Regions from separate parts of the Homo sapiens genome. Here regions 1 and 2 are each linked to region 3. Evidence: chromatin loops called from intact Hi-C (ENCODE). Cell type or tissue: heart right ventricle. All regions are shown on one strand. Each heading gives the region's core, and the rest is flanking DNA. Links, peaks and the distances in the headings are about the cores only.

Region 1 (5,879 bases), core at 342-5,341, 170 kb before region 3:
TAGTGCTGCAGTGCTATCTAGTTCCTAGGCACAAGAAGACTGTGAGGTGCCTTATGGAGAAAATGTGTCTTAAATAAGCTTCATTCAGGCATTTACAGGACTGTTGGTGGTGAGCTTGATGACAATGAGTCAACAATATATATTTAAAAGACACCTCTAACTAGAGACACACATAAAATAAGGTTAAATATTGATCAATTGACAGAAAGTGTTGTAACCAGAGACTCAAGGAAACCAAACCTTGTGTTTTTCCTGGGCACAATGGTTTAGCATTTACTACTTCCATGTTTGCAGAGATTTTATAGAAGATACCTTCTGCAAATGATGAAAATCAGCTGCACATTGGGACAGTATCTGGATAAAGAAATGAAATGAAGTCAGATCATAGAATATCCCTTTCCCAATCCCTAAAAGAAATGGGCAAAAAGATAAAAACTAGCAGCTTTTCAAGAGAACTAAGACAGAGGGAAATCATCTGGTGCTGGCTAATTTCTATTTGCTCCCTAGCCCCACTGGCTAACCTTCTGTTATGGTTAATTTTACGTGTCAACTTGACTGGGCCACGGAATGCCCACTATCTGTTAAATGTTATTTCTGGATGGGTCTGTGAGGATGTTTCTGGAAAAGGTCAGCATTTGAATCAGTGGACTGAGTAAAGCAAATGGCCCCTCCAATGTGAGTGACACCATTCAATCCAATCCACTGAGTGCCCGAGTGGCAGATGGTTGAATTAGCTCTGCCTGGCTGTTTGGACTGTGACATCAATCTTCTCCTGCCCTCAGCGCTCCTGGTTATTAAGCCTTCAGACTCAGGTTGGAATCCACACCCGTGGCTCTCCAGCTCTCAGGCCTTCCAACTATACCATTGGCTTTCCTTGGTTTCCAGCTTGCAAACAGCAGATGGTGGACTTCGAGGCCTCCATAATTGTACAAGCCAATCCTTTATAACAAATCTCTTCATATCTCTGTGTTTCTCTGGAGAACCCTGACTAAGGCACTTTCTCCATGCTGCTCTCTGCTTCACAACACAGGCTGCTATGGACTCCATCCGTGGGGCTCTTGTGCCCTATAACTTCTGCTTGTATTTGACAACAAGATGCCTAGGAATGAGGTAGAGGACAGAGGAGACTGACATCATGGTGTTTGTCCCCTGCTCTCTCCACAAAGTGGCCAGCTGGCACTCCAATTCTTTCTAGATGTTTGCCTCATCTTTCAGGCTTAGGCTAGGTGGCATGGCTGCTGCAGACACTTGCCCTGTGTCCCAGGGTTTCTGTGTCCCTGCACCATTGCACAGCGCCCCGTATAGAAACTGCCCTGAACTCTCCTGTTGCAAGTGTGCCTGTGCTGACTGTGGAGACCCAGACTGACATGCTCCCCAACCCGTTGGATGAGGCCAGTATAACCTTGAAACCCAAACCAGGAAAGCACAATATGAGAAAAAACAATCACAGCCCAGTTTAACTCATGAAGATAGATACAAAAATTCTGAAGAAAACATTAGTAAACATACCACGCACAAAAATCTAGATGGATTATGGACGTAAATGGGAAATGCTAAACTTTAAGAATTTCAGAAAAAATATTTAAAAGTAGCTTTATGACCTTGATTTCCTAAATAAGACATAAAAAATGCAAACCACAAGAAAGAAAAATCAATACATTCTTTCCATTAAGATTAAGAATATTTTTTCATCAACATGCCATAAATAAAATGAAAAGACAACCACAACCCAGAGGATGACATTTGCAAGAAGGATAAATAAATCCTACAAATCAATTGAAGACAACCAAACAGAAAAATGGGCAAAAGATTTGAACTTGAAGACTTAATTACAGATTTCAACAGACTCTTGGCCCTCTTCCGCTTTTGCTGCTCATTGCTTCAGTGGGAAAAGCATCTGCTTACAGAAAACCAGACAGATCGCAGGAGAAGGTGGAAGCAGGAGTGTCGCAGCCTGCAGAATCCACCTGCTTTTTCTTTGCTTTCAAAATGGAACCTGATGACTATTTAAGAGCTGGTAAACAGATATTGTGTTGTGGAAAACGTCTGCAGAAAGGAGACCAAAGGCTGGATGAGGACGATGACCTCCCCACAAGCCCCTCCACTCTGGGCATCCTTGGCCTCTTGTGACACGCTCTCACTTTTTAAGCCTTGTGATTTCTCATGTTTCTGTGTCTGGAAAGAGAAAATGTACCCTGGGACCTTTGGAGCGATGCCAGCTTGGAGCCATCTGTAGCACCGCCTTGTTTGCTGACTTTCTGTGCGCCTGCTGCTGGCCTGCTCCCCAGAATCAGAAGGCATTTCCAGCCAAGATCAGCCATGTTCTTCTGCTGCTGCCCTGGGGGCGAGGGCTCAGGGCTGCAGTGGGAGCTGCTGCTGGCAGCATGGACTGTGCTCCCCTACCCCTGCCCTGCAGCCACAGTTGGGAGATTCCTCAAGCAGGCACAGACTGCTGACCATTCCTTCCTGGGCCATGTTTGGAGGGTGCCCAGCAGCAGGTGGGTCGCAAATAGATTTGCTTTCTGCCTGGGTTATCTCCAGGTCAGCAGCCAGCCTAGAACAGGATTATTTAGGGGACAAAGAAGAGCTTGTCAAATAGTGCTACATGCAAAAAAAAAAAAAAAAAAAAAAAATAGAGTGGAGAGAAGAAACCAACCGAGATCAGCCGTGTTGTTTACAGAGGATTATTTGTTTCCCCAGAATGATCAGAAAATTTCAGATAGCAGATGTCGGCTGATGAAGAGAGTGTCACAGTGTGACCCTTTCCCAGCACCAATGCCATATCTACTGGTGAAGGAGTGATGAAGAACTACAGCCAGGAAGCTCCCTGTCTGCAGGTTCCTCAGCCCACATAAGCAGAGCCTGCTGGGATAAAACACATCATCATGTTCTTGTTTATTTCCTGCTTCTCCTAGGAGCTGGACTGATAAAGAAATCCTGAGCTTGGTCGTCAACAGACAGAACCAGGAAGTTGTGCAGCTCATAGGGGGCCTCTGTGGGACACACACCATCTCGCCCACACAGCACCCAGCCACGGGTTGATCCAACAGGAATCCCACACTTGCCATCATGCCTGGTCCAGCAGTGGCCTGTTACCAGGTTCAGCTTATGAGACAGGAGGCCCAGTTTGCTGGACTCCTGGGAAACATACTTTTTCTTTCTTTCTTTTTTTTTTTTTTTTTCAGACGGGGTCTTACTCTGCTGGGCAGGCTGGAGTGCAGTGGCACAATCACAGCTCACTGCATTCTAGACCTCCAGGGCTCAAGCGATCCTTTCATCTCAGCCTCCAGAGTTGCTGAGACTACAGGCATGTGCTCCCCGGCTAATTTTTGTGTTTTTTAGTAGAGATGGGGTTTCACCATGTTGGCCAGGCAGGTCTTGAACTCCTGGCCTCATGTGATCTGCCCACCTTGGCCTCCCCAAAGTGTTGGGATTACAGGTGTGAGCCACGGCGCCTGGCCAAATTGCACATATTTAAAGTGTACAATTTGATGAAATTTGTCATACGTATGCACCTGTGGAATTATCACTACAATTCATACAACAGACATATCTATCACCTGAAGTTTTCTCATGCCCTTCTGCAATCCTTCTCTCCTATGCTCCTTATTCCACAGACATGAGCAGACCTCATATTTCCTGTTATTCCATGGTCTAACCAGAGCTCATATTTTTCCCTTCTTTTATTGGCAAGAACAGGGCTCCTATTTGTTATAGCCAGCACTCCTAATTTACTCTTGTTCCACGGAAATACTCAGGCCCCTATTTTTCCATTGTTTCATGGCAGTAACCAGACAACAACTAAGCCCTCTATTTCCCTTTGTTCTGTCGCCCAGGCTGGAGTGCTTGGTGTGATCTCAGCTCACTGCAGCCTCGACCTCTCTTGGGCTCAGGTGATCCTCCCACCTCAGCCTCCAGAGTAGCTGGGACTACAGATGTGGGCCACCATGTCTGGCTAATTTTTGTATTTTCTGTGGAAACGGGGTTTCACCATGTTGCCCAGGCTGGTCTGGAACTCCTGGGCTGAAGCAATCCTCCTAGCCTCAGCCTCCCAGGTGTCAGCCACTATGCTCTGCCCCTATTCCATGCTGTAACCAAGCTCCCTGTCTCCCTTTATACATGTACCTTACCAGAATCATATTTTTTTCCTGATTCCATGTCCACAGAGTCAGAAATCAGCATTTTGCTGACACAAGCTAAGGAACGCCAGTGTGACCTGTTAGGCGCCTCACATCTCTTTCTGTGGCATAGTCAGGGTCTATGTTTTCCTTTTCTTCAATTAAAATTGCCAGTGACTCATTTTCCTCTTTATGGACACAACCAACTCCCATATTTCTTAAGCAGATTTATTGTTTATGCTTTGAGCCCCACATCCATGGGGTTTCTAATATGGCCCACCCAATGTTATTTTTCCTCTCTATGGGCCTCAGCCTGATGGGGGTATCCCAGGTGTCTGGGGCATGCTGAGACGGCACAGGTCTGTGTGGCTTCCCGGATTACTCGGAATCCTTCATTATCTATTCTACAGCAAGTGGCCCTCGGCAGCTCAGGCTCAGGGAATTTCAAATGTATCACCTCCACCGGCTGGACAAGTCCTCTCAAGACAGGCTCTGGGGCCAAGGGAGGATGTTGTGACTGGTGCTAGCAACATTGTCATGATGGAAGGTGGCCTGGCTTCCGGGACATGACAGGCCATGGGTGAAGTGTGGGTTCAGAGTCACAGAAGAATCACGAAGAAGACATTCTTATGCACCTGACACCTGACTTGGGAGCAGGTTCTTTGCCTACATCCAGTTAGTCTCTACCACAATTCAAGTGGAGTCTTTCTCCCCATTCTCATATTACAGGTGAAGAAACCCAGCTTAGGGAGATGAGGTAACTCTCCCAGAGTCCCCAGCGAAGGACTTGAGCCAGGACAGTTGGATCCTAAGTCTCCTGCTTCCCCTCCCTCAGCACGCTACTCCTCACAGAACAACGCTTTATTTAGTTTTGGACATTTTAACCTTTATTTTGGAATAATTTCAGACTTACACAAAGGCTGCAAAAATAGCATAAAGCATTCTCGTATACCCTTCATTCCACTTCCCCAAATGTTAACATATTATACAATCACAGTACAACGGTGAAAACTAGAATATCAACATTCACACAATACTATTAACTAATCTGCAGATTTTATTCACATTTCATCAACTATTCCACTAATGTTTTTTTCTGGTAGGATTCCATTTAAGGTGTTTTTTTTTGTTTGTTTTTTGTTTTTTTTCTGAGACACAGTCTCGCTCTGTCACCTAGGCTGGAGTGCAGCGGCACCCTCCCGGCTCACTTCAGCCTCCACCTCCTGGGTTCAAGTGATTCTCCTGCCTCAGCCTCCCAAGTAACTGGGACTACAGGTACACACCACCACACCCAGCTAATTTTGTATTTTTAGTAGAGATGGGGTTTCACCATGTTGGCCAGGCTGGTCTCGAACTCCTGATCTCTGGTGATTCACCCACCTCAGCCTCCCAAAGTGCTGGGATTACAGGCGTGAGCCACCGCGCCCAGCCAGCAAATGTTTTTAAAATAGGGCATTCATGGGCTTTTGGGGGTAAGTGACACCTAATCTTCAGGGGTCTGCGGATAATTTCTAAATGGGGCTCACAGTTTATTCCTCCCTCATAGGGAGGCTGCAATTACCTCACAAAGCTCCACTAGGGTCACAACAAGATAGCAAAAGCCAGTGCAGGGCCTGCAGGTATAGGGGGATCCTGCAAGCAGAAATCTGTGGTGGGCGGGCGGCAGGTGAGCAAGGAGAACGTGTCTGTAAAGGAAGCACAGGGAACAGGTGGTGGCTTTGTAAGACAGTTGGAACCCAAGGAAGGTAAGAATAATGTACC
Region 2 (5,879 bases), core at 285-5,284, 920 kb before region 3:
CATTTAGCTTTTAGATTTGAAATCTGGTTTGGGATTTTTTTTTTTTTTAATGAGCATGCCTGTGCATCATATCAGTAAAGCTGATGATATGAGTGTATTCTATCAGACTGAATCATATGTTAATACATTTGCCACTATGTTTGACATACAGAAATAATTCCATATTGTTTTACCCATAGAATTGCTTGCTTCCATGACCCCAAAGATGAATACAAACACACAAAAAAACCCCAAAAGTTACAGATATAAGTGAATTTTGAAAAATAATATACTTTCTGGACAAATTAATACCTAATTTCTACACACTAAATATTATTTCCCACTCACATAACAAAGTCAGCAAACTGTTTCTTTGGTAAACAATTGGCTCTGTCGATGTTATAAAATCATTTTTAGGAAAAAGACTAACATGAAACAATGGTAGAAAATCAGAATGCAAACTAGTCAACATTCCTTGAACTATGAACGTGAAGTAAAAATTTTACAAGTGGCAACCTAAGCATTTAAGAAAAAACAGTTACTGCTTAAATAAGAAACCTGTTGCATGGAAAAGCCACCTTCCTCTGTACTTATAGGACAAAATGTGTTGTACTCTTGGGGATCCTCAAGTTCAAATGAGAATCTCAACAATTTCCATTTCCATTTTCCTGAAGACTTGGCACACGCTGGCTAGCAAGGCTGCCCAACAGCAGAGCTGCGCAGCTGCAAAGGCCTTTACGTCTTTGTCACCAAGTTGGCCAGGAGCTGCCTATGTGGGAAGTCTTATAATGCATCAACAAGAGGGAAGCAGCAAGAACTGAATCTCACTGGCTCATCAATTCCCAAGTGGCTGGCAGCAGCTAAGATACTACCCTTTTTCTGAGCCAATAGCTTTCTCAGGCTGTATATGTGCCACCTTGCAACTGGCCTCTTGCAACACAGAGAATATGAAAGAAAATTTTTATCATTCTCTGGTAGTCTTTTGCTTTCTGGAGTACTCTGTTCTGTAATGCACAATTAGAAGTGATTTCTCCATCAACATAATGAAACTGTAGTTAAAATGAGTTCACTATTTTCAGGAAAATTACTGAAAATGATGATGATGATGTCACCAAAGCTGGTCCATCAGGAAAGCATGCAGCCAAGACATCTTTCTACTATTCAACATGGACAATTTAGTTTCACCCAAAACGCCATCTATCATGTTAAACTAATGCTGATAATTTGAATTTGTTGGTTTTATAGGGTTTAATAAGTGTGCAAAGTTGTATGTTGCTCTTGGTTAAGAGCTACATTCACTAGGTGATTCTTCCTGGAGTTGTACAGGTTTATGAGATATGTTGATAATTCCCTGATGTCTTTTTCCTTACAAGCAGTTGATACTTTCTCAGGTTTGGTGAGGACCCATGTAGAATTACAAGAGAGAATCCACCTGTGGCTACCCACTGCTGAGTCTTAACACTGCAATTGGCTGGATTGGGGCAATTCATACAACTTGTCACAGAAGCAGAACCAGGATTCTTCCCTAGCAGTAAATAGACAGGGACCGTGTGGGGCACCAGAAGCAGCTATGCAGGCACTCTAGACAGACCTTCCCATCTCTGCACAGGGCAAAGTCGGTCCCAGCCAGCAGCTGCCTCCCCGGGCATGCACCAGCACATGCAGTGCAAGCTTCTGCAGGTTGACTTAGTGTGATGTGAGAAAGTATCATTCACATGTTTCATGTCGTGTACTTTCAGAGTTGGGCAGAGAAACCGTGTCCCCTGTGTGGACTGCCTGCAGGCTCTCTGGGACAGACCCAGAGGTAAAAAGCCAGCACATTCCCCGTGTGCCTGCCTAGGCTCTGTTTCCCAGACACTCATTAGAGCCTGACACATTCTGACATATTCCACTTAGAAACACCTTATCAATAAAAACCAAATGCTTTTCGTCTTTGGCCACTTAGGAATCCCACACTGGGGACACAGTCCACGTTTAGTGGGCAATGCTTTTGGCCAGATGAGGCGCAACTAAAACTTCAGTACAAGTTTGGGGTAAAGTGCTGCATTAATTCAGGGACTGGCAAACTGTGGCCAGGAGGCCAAATCTAGGCCACTGCCTGCCTTTAATAAATAAAGGTTTATTGGTACACAGCCACTCCCATTTGTTTTCATTTTGTCCATTACTGCTTTTGTGCTACAATGACAGAGTTGAGTAGTTATGACAGAGACCATATGGCCTGCAGAGCCTAAACTATTTATTCTCTGGCCTTTTACAGAAAAAGTTTGCCAACCCCTGCATAGGAATAAAAGGAAAATAGCCCCTTTCAAGGAACCCCTGGAAGGGTCCGGACACAATGCCGGCTCATGGTTGTTTTCCATTCCTGCTCTGACTCCCAGGCTGCAATGCAGTCAAAGCCCTTTGAGCTCCCCTTGCTAAATAACTTTAACCTTTGTGAAACAAGCAGCCATCCTTCTTTTGCAGAAGGAATGACAACGATCATTTTTCCTTGCAGGTTATGGGGTGGTTAGCCATGTGGGCAATGGGTCTAGACAGCCAGGTTTGAATCCCTCCTCACCTTTTGAGCCCTCTGTGCCTTGGTTTACCTTTATGTAAGATGAGGATAAGAAAAGCGTGTGTCCTCTAAGGCTTTTATGAAAATGAAATGAGATACTAAGAACAAAGTGTTTGTTTTAACTTGGACTGCCTCATCCTACACGATCAATAGAGACAGGGATTCTGGAGTTAGAGGATATCTTGAGAGGGCATCATCACTGCTGTCTTTCTGAGGAGTAAACTGAGGTCCAGTGAGGAAAAGTGACTCTGCTCCCACCCTCCATAGATATTGAGGCAGGTTTAGGAGGCAGAGGCTCCAATGGTAACGGCTGCTAATATTTTTTGAGCTCCTCTGGGTGAAGGGCCTGGGCTCCACACTTGACTTGTCATGTCTCATTGAGCGTTCGTGGCTGCCCTGTGAAATAAGCATTTTGTTTACCCCGACTTTACAGACAGGGAAGAAGCGATGGTGCTGGAACTCACATCTGCCCAAGGTGAGCTTGCAGGAGCTCACGGCCAAGCCCTGGCTGCCTCTCCACGCAGCGGCACTCATGAACACACTTGGGAGCAATACAACATTTTGGGTTCCAGGGATAGAAGGGGTCAGGGGAATTCAACTAGAAAATGCCTCAAACACCAAATTCTCCATCTGGGTAAAACTGGAACCTTTCTGGCTACCCCTCTTCTCCTGTGTACAGCATTGCAATGGGTCCATCTAGTGGTCAAAGGCAAGAATGTCCACCGGTCGGGCCTCTGAAAAGCAACTGAGCCAACAAGCCCTCCCATCTCGGCCAATCTCAGCAGGCCAAGGGACAGGCAGCCTGGCCAGACGTCGGCCTTAAGGAGGACCTGGCAAGGGACGTGTCCATGGATGTGCAAAGGAAGGGGGACACTGGCAGTGGCCACCTCTCCCTCCTCATCTTTTCAGAGCCCTGTACCCCAGTTCCACAGGAAGCAACATTGCCCCTCAGAGGACATTTTACAGTGTCTGGGGACATTTCTGGTTGTCACAACTGGGGGATCTTTCTGGTGTCTAGTGGGTAGAGGCCAGGAATGCTTCTTACCACTCTACAGTGATAGGGCAGCCCCCCCACGGCAAAGAGTGAGCCTCAAATGCCAACAGCGCCACACAGCACTGGAAACCCTGAGGTGTCCTCCTTCCAAATGGAACCGGGCAGGCCTGGGGATTCCACGAGGCTGTGCGTGCTCAGAACCCTTGCATGTGCATTCCTGCCTAGACCGCTCTCCCCATCCCCACTCTCTTACCTCATCCTCTTCCTTCACCTCTCAGCCCACTTGTCTCCTGTTCGGGGGAGCTCATCTGCTCATGTCTGCCTCTTTGTCTGGGTTTTATCTCTCCACATGCAGGCCTGAGACAAGGATTTGGAGGCAAGCAGTTTATTTGAGAGAGGATTCCAGGAAGCATCTGTAAGAGAGTGAGGAAGAGGGACCGGAAGTGTGGGGGTGGAAGCATTGAAGGGTGAGTTGATGGGCAGCCATTGCTGTGAGCAGCCGAGGTGTGGTCTCTGAAGGAGGGGGGCGGGGGCATGAGGACTCAGAACTGTCCCCTCCAGGAGAATGAAGCCAAAGTGTTTATCCTTCAGCTCCCTGGCTGTTCCTGCACACTAGCCACTTACATTGCAGCTACCTGTGCACTGATAAAGGAACTGATGTCTGTCCGGTCTGCACACATCTCTCCATTGTGAAGGGCATTCAAGTTTGCCCTCTCTCACCCTGGTCCTCAGAAGCTAATGGGTCACTTTCCCAAATTGAAGCTCCAGAGACCAGGAACAGAGGACTGGTATAGTTGATGAGTCTACACAACAGGAGGCTGGCCCCACCTAGTGCAAGGATTTGGGAATTGTGACATCACCCTGGAGGCAATGCTAGCTCCCCCATGATCCACGGCCACATTGTTAGGGCTATGGAAACCTGACGGTTTGAGGGCAGACCACCAAGAGAATTGTTACATCACATCCCCAGCTAGACCAGGCTTAGTTTGCTTAGTAAGAAAGGCAATATTTTTGTTGAATTTCACATTTTCTACCAAGTAACGAATTAACCTTTTTGAAATCGCAGAGGAGATCACAGCAGGAAATGAAGCCATATCCTGTACACGCTGGCTACCACATATGAACCATCAGAGAGATGGAGGGCAATGTCTGGAAGAAGGACGGGAAGAGGGAATATAAGAACATTCAGTATTAATGGATTCCAAACTCCGTGTGATAACCAGCCGGTCCTGGACCAGTTTATCATCGCAGTGTGGACTGATTCTCTTTTGCAGGAAGTTAGTTTTGACTTCACCAGCTGGATTGGAGGGCACCTGTGGCATACCTTGTCCTATTGCTGTGGGGGACTTCGTCCAGCTTTTAGACATGCAAGACTAAATGTGAATACCATCTATACGTAAGTGGCTGAGAAAATGCTGTGGAGAAGCTTACAGCTCTCCATCATCAGCGATATAAGCACACTTTGATTAATCAGGTGAACTGCATACAATCAGGTAGTCTTGCTGAGGATGAAGAACTTTATATGGATTTGGGGTAATAGGACTAAAGTCCTTAGCATCACTTGTTTGGATTTTTCTCGTTTCATGAGTAGTTGATAATTCAGCAAAGGTTTCTTAAGCACCTAATCTGACCATTGCACAGAGGGCTAACTGCGGGGAATACAGCAGAAATGACATCTAAATGGCACATAGGGTACCACTCCCCAGCTGTGCCCATGCGCTGCAGCGAAGGGAACTACATTTCCCGGGAGGCCTTGCGCTCTCGCTTCCTGGTAGATTCAGCCAATGGGAGGCACTGGCCGGAGATTGGCTGCTGGGAGGAGGAGAGAAGCCTGGATGTGCCAGCCTCTTCTTCCTGTTTCTCATGGCTTCATCCATGATTTTAGCTCCAGCACAAGGCAGTCTCTCTCTGTGCTCCCATTGTGCCTGGCTGGGAGGGCACAGAGACCTTGGGCTCAGAGAGCCCCACATGCATTCTCCTTTTGCCCCCCTGGCCTAGGGGTGAGATCAGTTTCCTGGTGTTGCTCATATCTGGATTTTGTCTCTACTTCTTGTTTGACTCCTCAACTCTTCATTCACCTGTGCCACAAACCCCCATATTAAGTTCTCTCTGCTTGAAATACCTAGTGTAGTTTCCGGGATTTTGGACATCTTGCCTACTCCTTCAAACATATTTCATATCCCTTTCCCTCCTGCATGAGGCGTCCCACTCCCTGGCATCCTTCTTGATGTTCTTTTTTTTTTTTTTTTGAGACAGAGTCTCACTCTGTCGCCCAGGCTGGAGTGCAGTGGTGCCATCTCGGTTCACTGCAAGCTCCACCTCCCAGGTTCACGTCATTCTCCTGCCTCAGCC
Region 3 (5,879 bases), core at 555-5,554:
AGGAAACTCAGATTGGCCAGGGGCCTGAAAGTGAACCCCTGGGCTTAATGCCTCACTGGGCTTCCCACTAAGGCACAAGCAGGGCAGCCTGGTACAGCCTGCTGTGGGCTCACTTCCCTTTGTCCCTCGGAATGGCTTTGTCAGCTGCTCCTGTGCCCACACCACACCCCATGCAGCATCCACAGCTGTGGACCTGAGGAAAGCTGATGCCCTGTCTTACGTTGTTCAGCTCCAGGCTTTCTTGAAAAGGGCAGTTGTCAATGTCATCTTCAAATTTCCTACATACGGTTTGGCGCAGTTGCAGATTCATGGAGAACACCATCTTACCTCGCCACTGTTGGACAAAAGAAGATTAAAGTGGATGCACCGTCTTCCTGCCCCTAAGTAGCTACTAGTGAAGATGCCATTTGAGTAGGAGAGGCCCCAACACTTTACTGCATTTGAGAGCTTGCCCATGGGCCTGGCATCAGCTCACTGGAGGTGAAACCCAGGGGATCTTCTCTAGACTGAGGAGTTAAGAGCAAAAAGCAGGTGGGCATGGTGGGTCTGGGGAGGATGCAGGCTGAGTCAGACCCCACTAACACATTATCCACCTCCACCCACCCCCATTTCCCACGGTGAGACTCCAGCTTCACTCTCAGTAGGCATCTGATCTTGCAGCTGCATTCCCAGAGGACAGAGCCACATGTCCGGGAGGGTGTTGGATCTCCAAGAGTTTTCAGGGTAACTTCAGCCCTGGGACAGAGGGAGCCTCATCTACAGTGTGTTGTCAAACCTTCCAAGTGACCTCCAGCAAGAAGAATGACACACAGCGCTCCCACTACACACAGGCACACACCCTGGGAAAATGGGTTCAAGAAATACCATCTGCCCTATTGCAAAGTGCATGCTGAAGTTCTCCTTGCCCTCCTTCCCACTCCATTCTATTTAATTCCACTCCATAGCCTCCCTCTCACCCATCTATTCTTCCCAGCCCCCAAACTGATGCTGGGATTGCCATATCCAGGAAGCCATGTGGAAAGCTTTTAGGACTTACTGTCATTTAGGACTTATAGACCATAGTAAGGAGCTTAGATTTTATTCTAACGGTATTAAGAATGGAGGCTTACACTGAGGTCTTGGAGAATCAAGCAAAGCACTGGGAAAGCAGAAGCATGAGGCCTGGCCAATCTCAATCTCTGAGACTTCCAAGGTTCCAGCATGAATATTAGCAGCCACCATTACTGGACCAGATGCCCCTCTGAGGGTTGCATCAGGCTTTTAATTCTCCTGAGAGGAGGCAGCAAATGAGCAAGGAGGAAAATTCCTCTGTACCAGCATTGGAATCCTGAGGATGGCAGTGAGGAATCCACCCCAGGAGGCAGAGAACCAGCCAGAGCCTTGCACAGAGTCTTTCCAGAGCTTAAGCTCTGTGCGGTACTAGAGTCCCTCTGCCTTTCTTTCAGGCTCTTGGTGCTGAGAAAGGAAGAGCAATGCTCCTTCTCTCTCTAAACCAGAAGTTCTCCACTAGGAGGGCATTTTAATTGTTCATGCCTGAAGCCCAGATGAACTGTGCATTCCTGACCACATTTAATGATTTCATCAAAAAGGCAAGCATTTTAGGATAAAGGTCCATTGAGGAAGAGTGTAAATTGGCCTTCAGTTCATTAAGTGCAGACAGAGCAAGGAGCCCAGAGAAGGTGGAGATCAGAGAACTAACCTTTCACGGTGGCCTCTCAGGGCTGATGGTGTTCTTTATTGCCCTCGAATTCTCACTGTTCTCTCTCTGTCTGCCTGTCTCTCTCTCTCTCTGTCTCTCTCTCTCTGTCTGTCTGTCTCTCTCTGTCTCTCTCTCTCTCTCCCTCTGTGTGTCCTTGCTTTTCCATTTTCATTTTATGACCTGGAAATGTTTATCAGTCTCTTTGGTTATTTTCTCTTCTTGTCAGCTTCATCTCCTTAGAAGTCCTTATTTTGAAGTCACTCTTCAGTTATACAATGTCTTAAAAATCATGAAGATTGAAAAATATATTTTGCATGTGAATAGACATTTACCTAATTTAAAAAAAATTTTAAGTTCAATGTTTTCCAAAACTAAAACTACCGTAATTGGTTGTGGACTACCTGACTATGGACTGCTGATGGTGAACCAAGTCTCCTAGACTAGACATCTTGGTCCCTCACTTAGGGGCAGATGGAGAAGGACAGGCCAGAAGAGGATGTGGTCACCAACCTTTCTGTCCATGCTATCCTCCCTCCATGAACTCAGGACGCGCAACAGCCTGTAGGCATGCTCCTCCTTGCTCTGCACGTTGAAAGTGTTCAAGGCAAACTCCACTGTGGCGAGGAACATAGGATCCTGGACTATTTTATTATTACCACCCATTTCCTCTTCAGAACACCAGGCATAAGTCACCAGGAGCTGGAAGCCCATGAGAAGCAGTGACAGTGCCCAGGGCATAGCCTTCCTCCTCTGCGGACTCGACATGATGCAGGCTCCAGCAGCCCTTGCCTTTGCCCTTCAGATCCCTGGCGTCCACTGGAGCCTTCCAGGGCTCAGGTCTGGCCTTTAAATTCACCTGCTGGGGCAGAAACTCCTCCCTCCAGGCCTCACCTCTGCAGTTACACCCTGTCTCTCCCACACATGGCCTCCCTTCTTCCAAAGGCGTTTAAATCATCTCCTGTTTAGGGGAGAGGAACAGCACCCAGGCAGGTGGGTTGGAAAAGACTAGCAATGGGAGAGATAGTGCCCTGAACATGAGGCCCAGCCCCAGCTGCCCCAGCACCTCCGCAGGCTAAAGGAGACCTCTACTGGGCGCCCCAGAGTCAGAGCCCGGCACAGGAACACAAGTGTGAGAGGTATGAGTGGAAGGTGAGCCCTGGACTCAGCAGTGGGGGTGGGCTGGGAGGGGGAGGTTAGGTGGAAAGGCAGAGACAAAAGGATGGAAAGGGATGACAGTGGATGCTAGTATCATGGGTGAGCAGGTACAGCGCCCCGAGAAAGCACTGGGCCTCTTGAGAGAGAGGCGGGGAGCCCGGGAGGATTGGCGGGATGTCCTGCAGGTGTCTGCTCCCCCGAGGGTCTCGGGAGGGGGGCACCAGCCTGGGGGTCGTGGGCAGAGGTTGAGGAAATCAAGAGCAGGAGCCCCCAACCCTGTTCTCTGCACCTCCCTAAATGCAGCTTCCCAGCCCAGGGACGCGCTGCCAAGTGCTGGTACTAGGGGCCTGGCTAGTTATGGCTGCCCCTATTCCTCAAAGGTGTTTCCAGGACGGGTGGCCGCTTGCAATTGGAGCAGTGGAGAACCAGAAAGACGAAGATGCCCTCAGGGATGGCTGAAGTGCACCCATTAGGTTGTCACGGGTTCCCTCCTGTGGCCACAGCCGGCACAGCACTCTGCGGCACAGTTTGTGGGTGGAGATTCTGAGTTCTCGACCAAGACCCACATAGCCTCCAACTCCAACCGCAAATGGGGCTCTCAAAAGACTGAATAATGCACTCTTCACAGACCAGACTTAAGCTTTGTCCCTGTGAAATATGCCTTTGATGTTTATCCGTAGCTCCTTGTAAACTTCAGAAGCAACCAGCATCCCCTGATGTCACGTTAAAAAGCAAGTTCCTAGTTTCCCCACCCAAAGATTCTGACCCAGTAGCTGTGAGCAGGGCCAGGGAAACTACATTTCTCACCAGCTTCCAGAGGATGGTTGTGTTCCCGGTCTCAGAACCATACTTTGAGTGGTGCAGGTTCAGAATACTTCCTGGGAAGTGCATACAGACCAAACCACATATGAGAAGTAACTCAGCTTGAGGGGCATGGAGGTCAGGGGATGAGAATGGCTTTTGTGGGGCACACAGGATGGGGGACAGGCTTAGACAGCATGCCTGGTGATAAAGAATAAGAGTTTGTTTCTAGACCCTGTTTGCAAAGAAAAAGCAACTCAATGTGACAATTCCAGGAAAGCAGCCAGATGTGCCAAAAACATCACCCAAGGAGTCTGTATCCTTTCTCTGATGGCGTTGAGTTCACTGGAACTGCAGCTGAAGCGTAACTAATGTGGTTTCTTAGCTGGAGAGTGATGGTGCACGTAGGGGTAGGAAGGGGGTGTCAGTGAGGGCGGAAATGCCTTTGTGGGTTTTGGGATGAGCAGGCCATAAGGTGCTGTGAGAACTAGAATCCTGATGCCTGGAATAGGTTGCGAGTGTCCTGAGAGAGGCCTGCAATGCCCATGGAGGTCACTCTCACCTTGTAAGTTCAGCGGCTGACAAACTTGGGGCATCCTGCCAATTGCCAGTGGCTCCCCCACCATTCTGAGGGCCGATACCCACATGTGCTCCAAGGGAGTGCCCACACTCACTCTTACATGAGCAGTGGTTTAGGGTCCTGGGCACCAGCTCTGTCCTCACTGTGCAGCCAAGGAGGGGACAGGGATCCCCACACCCAGATGTGAGACCACGGGTGTACAGACACCATGGACCCTTACAAGTGTGTCTATTTTCTTGTTGAATCCCCAGTGGCCTGGGATGGCCTCACTTCCCAGGTGGAGAGAGACGGGAATATCAAGACATAGCCAGGTAAAGAGAAATACATGTGGGCTCCAGGCTGAGGAGCCCCGAAGACGTGGGTCAACATGTTGCCGAGGCCAGAGTGAAACCGGACGGCCCGGAGGGGCTGGCTGGCCAGCCCACAGGCACAGCTCACAGCTCTCTGCAGGGCTATCCCCAGGTCTCAGGTCTGGGAGGCTTTCTCTCCTGAGTCCCCTTGCAAGAGTTCTGTCTCACTCAGCTTCTTCCTGGGCACTCGTTGGCCTGTCTGTCTCTGGGGCCACCGGGACTTGTCTGGTGCTCTCTTTGTGTTGCTGGCACTGGCACCGAACACCCATGTGGTCTCATAGGAAGGTCCCAGTAACTCCTCACTGAAATGGACCTGCTTTTCCAGAAACGAGGCCCTGTATTTCTGAACGCATTCCTTTGAATGATTAGAGAATGCTGGCAACGACCAGGACCAAGCCACTGGCCCTTTTCTGTGAAGCTGAACATGAGGCGGTGGACGAGGGGAAGCCCAGTGACTCTTCGGGACACAGGACGCTCTCCCCAGCTCCCGCAGACCCTCCAGCTGAGTGCTCTCCCCGGGGTCGGACTCATGTCCCTCACTGCCCGGCCTACTCAGCCACATGCTCTAAAGGTCCCGTGCGACCTTGCTCACTGCCTGTTTCAAGCTGGGCCAGGCTCAGCGGGGCCTGCCAGTTTCAGGATCGCCTGCTGGGCTTTGGGATCACTTCCTCGGGACCCTCCCCATTCCCCCTGCTTGGCATTTCCCTAGGAGACTCCCCAGACAAGCCAGCATTCCCAGGGGTTTCCGTGTGCTGGAAAACAAGGTGGTGTCCAGGAGATCAAAGGAAGACAGCAGGGGCAGGGAGAAGCCCGGACTCAGAGCAGAGTGAGTGATCCAGTGATTGCTGTCATAGCAATCATCAAAGGGGCAGCTCGGGGCAGGGGGGTGAGCGGGGCTGGGTGGGGGTGCTGCCAGGGAATTCCAGAGCCCCCTCCACTCCTCCCTCCCCTCCTCCAGGTTTTCCACCTGGGGGGTTCTTCTTAGCTCAGTCTTCAGCTGACTTTGAGTTTTTATAATTTAAGGAATTAATCTCATATAGACTTATGGCAAATTTAAACTGAGAAAGAGGAATAATGATTGAATTAAAAAATGACAAAAGGAGAAATAAAAATACAAACATTACCGGTAAATATAGAGGCCTAAATCAGGGGTCATTCGTACCACATGCAAATCGGAAGGCCCATGGGCTGTTTCTTCTCCTTCCTGTGGGTCCAGCAGGTCCCTCACCCTGGCTAAGTCGGGGGTGCTGCCCTGGGCCCAGGAGCTTTGCTCTGAAGAGGAAGTGCTGCCCCA

Evidence for each region. Hi-C counts contacts between places; a loop is a spot of excess contacts. Peaks named below come from ENCODE experiments on the same cell type or tissue, not always from the same donor. Only the 100,000 strongest peaks of a DNase experiment are listed, where the experiment ranks them.
Region 1: a loop joins it to region 3, with 5 times the contacts of the local background. A loop is called at or near these places in 93 of 110 quality-filtered maps.
Region 2: it touches region 3 in a loop (4-fold over the local background); 13 of 110 quality-filtered maps call a loop at or near these places.

Annotation. Positions count from the first base shown.
Region 1 is chr20:23,433,944-23,439,822 of GRCh38, forward strand. CSTL1 (cystatin like 1) reads left to right here and starts at 5,742. Exons shown (of 4, transcript NM_138283.1): 1 at 5,742-5,863. In heart right ventricle, for the core only: no CTCF peak of the experiment used is centred there; a DNase peak (open chromatin) is centred at 2,273.
Region 2 is chr20:22,680,965-22,686,843 of GRCh38, forward strand. LINC01747 (long intergenic non-protein coding RNA 1747) reads right to left here and starts at 4,380. Exons shown (of 3, transcript NR_146527.1): 1 at 4,152-4,380; 2 at 3,781-3,940. It overlaps LOC124904963 (a long non-coding RNA gene), which reads left to right and starts at 4,469. Exons shown (of 2, transcript XR_007067729.1): 1 at 4,469-4,923. RefSeq lists an enhancer at 3,531-4,730. In heart right ventricle, for the core only: a CTCF peak has its summit at 3,239 (motif pointing left); a DNase peak (open chromatin) is centred at 3,247; H3K27me3 peaks cover 1,116 bases.
Region 3 is chr20:23,603,401-23,609,279 of GRCh38, forward strand. It overlaps CST9 (cystatin 9), which reads right to left and starts at 2,517. Exons shown (of 2, transcript NM_001008693.3): 1 at 2,210-2,517; 2 at 1-334. The coding sequence starts at 2,464. The coding sequence ends at 110. In heart right ventricle, for the core only: a CTCF peak has its summit at 3,353 (motif pointing left); a DNase peak (open chromatin) is centred at 3,341.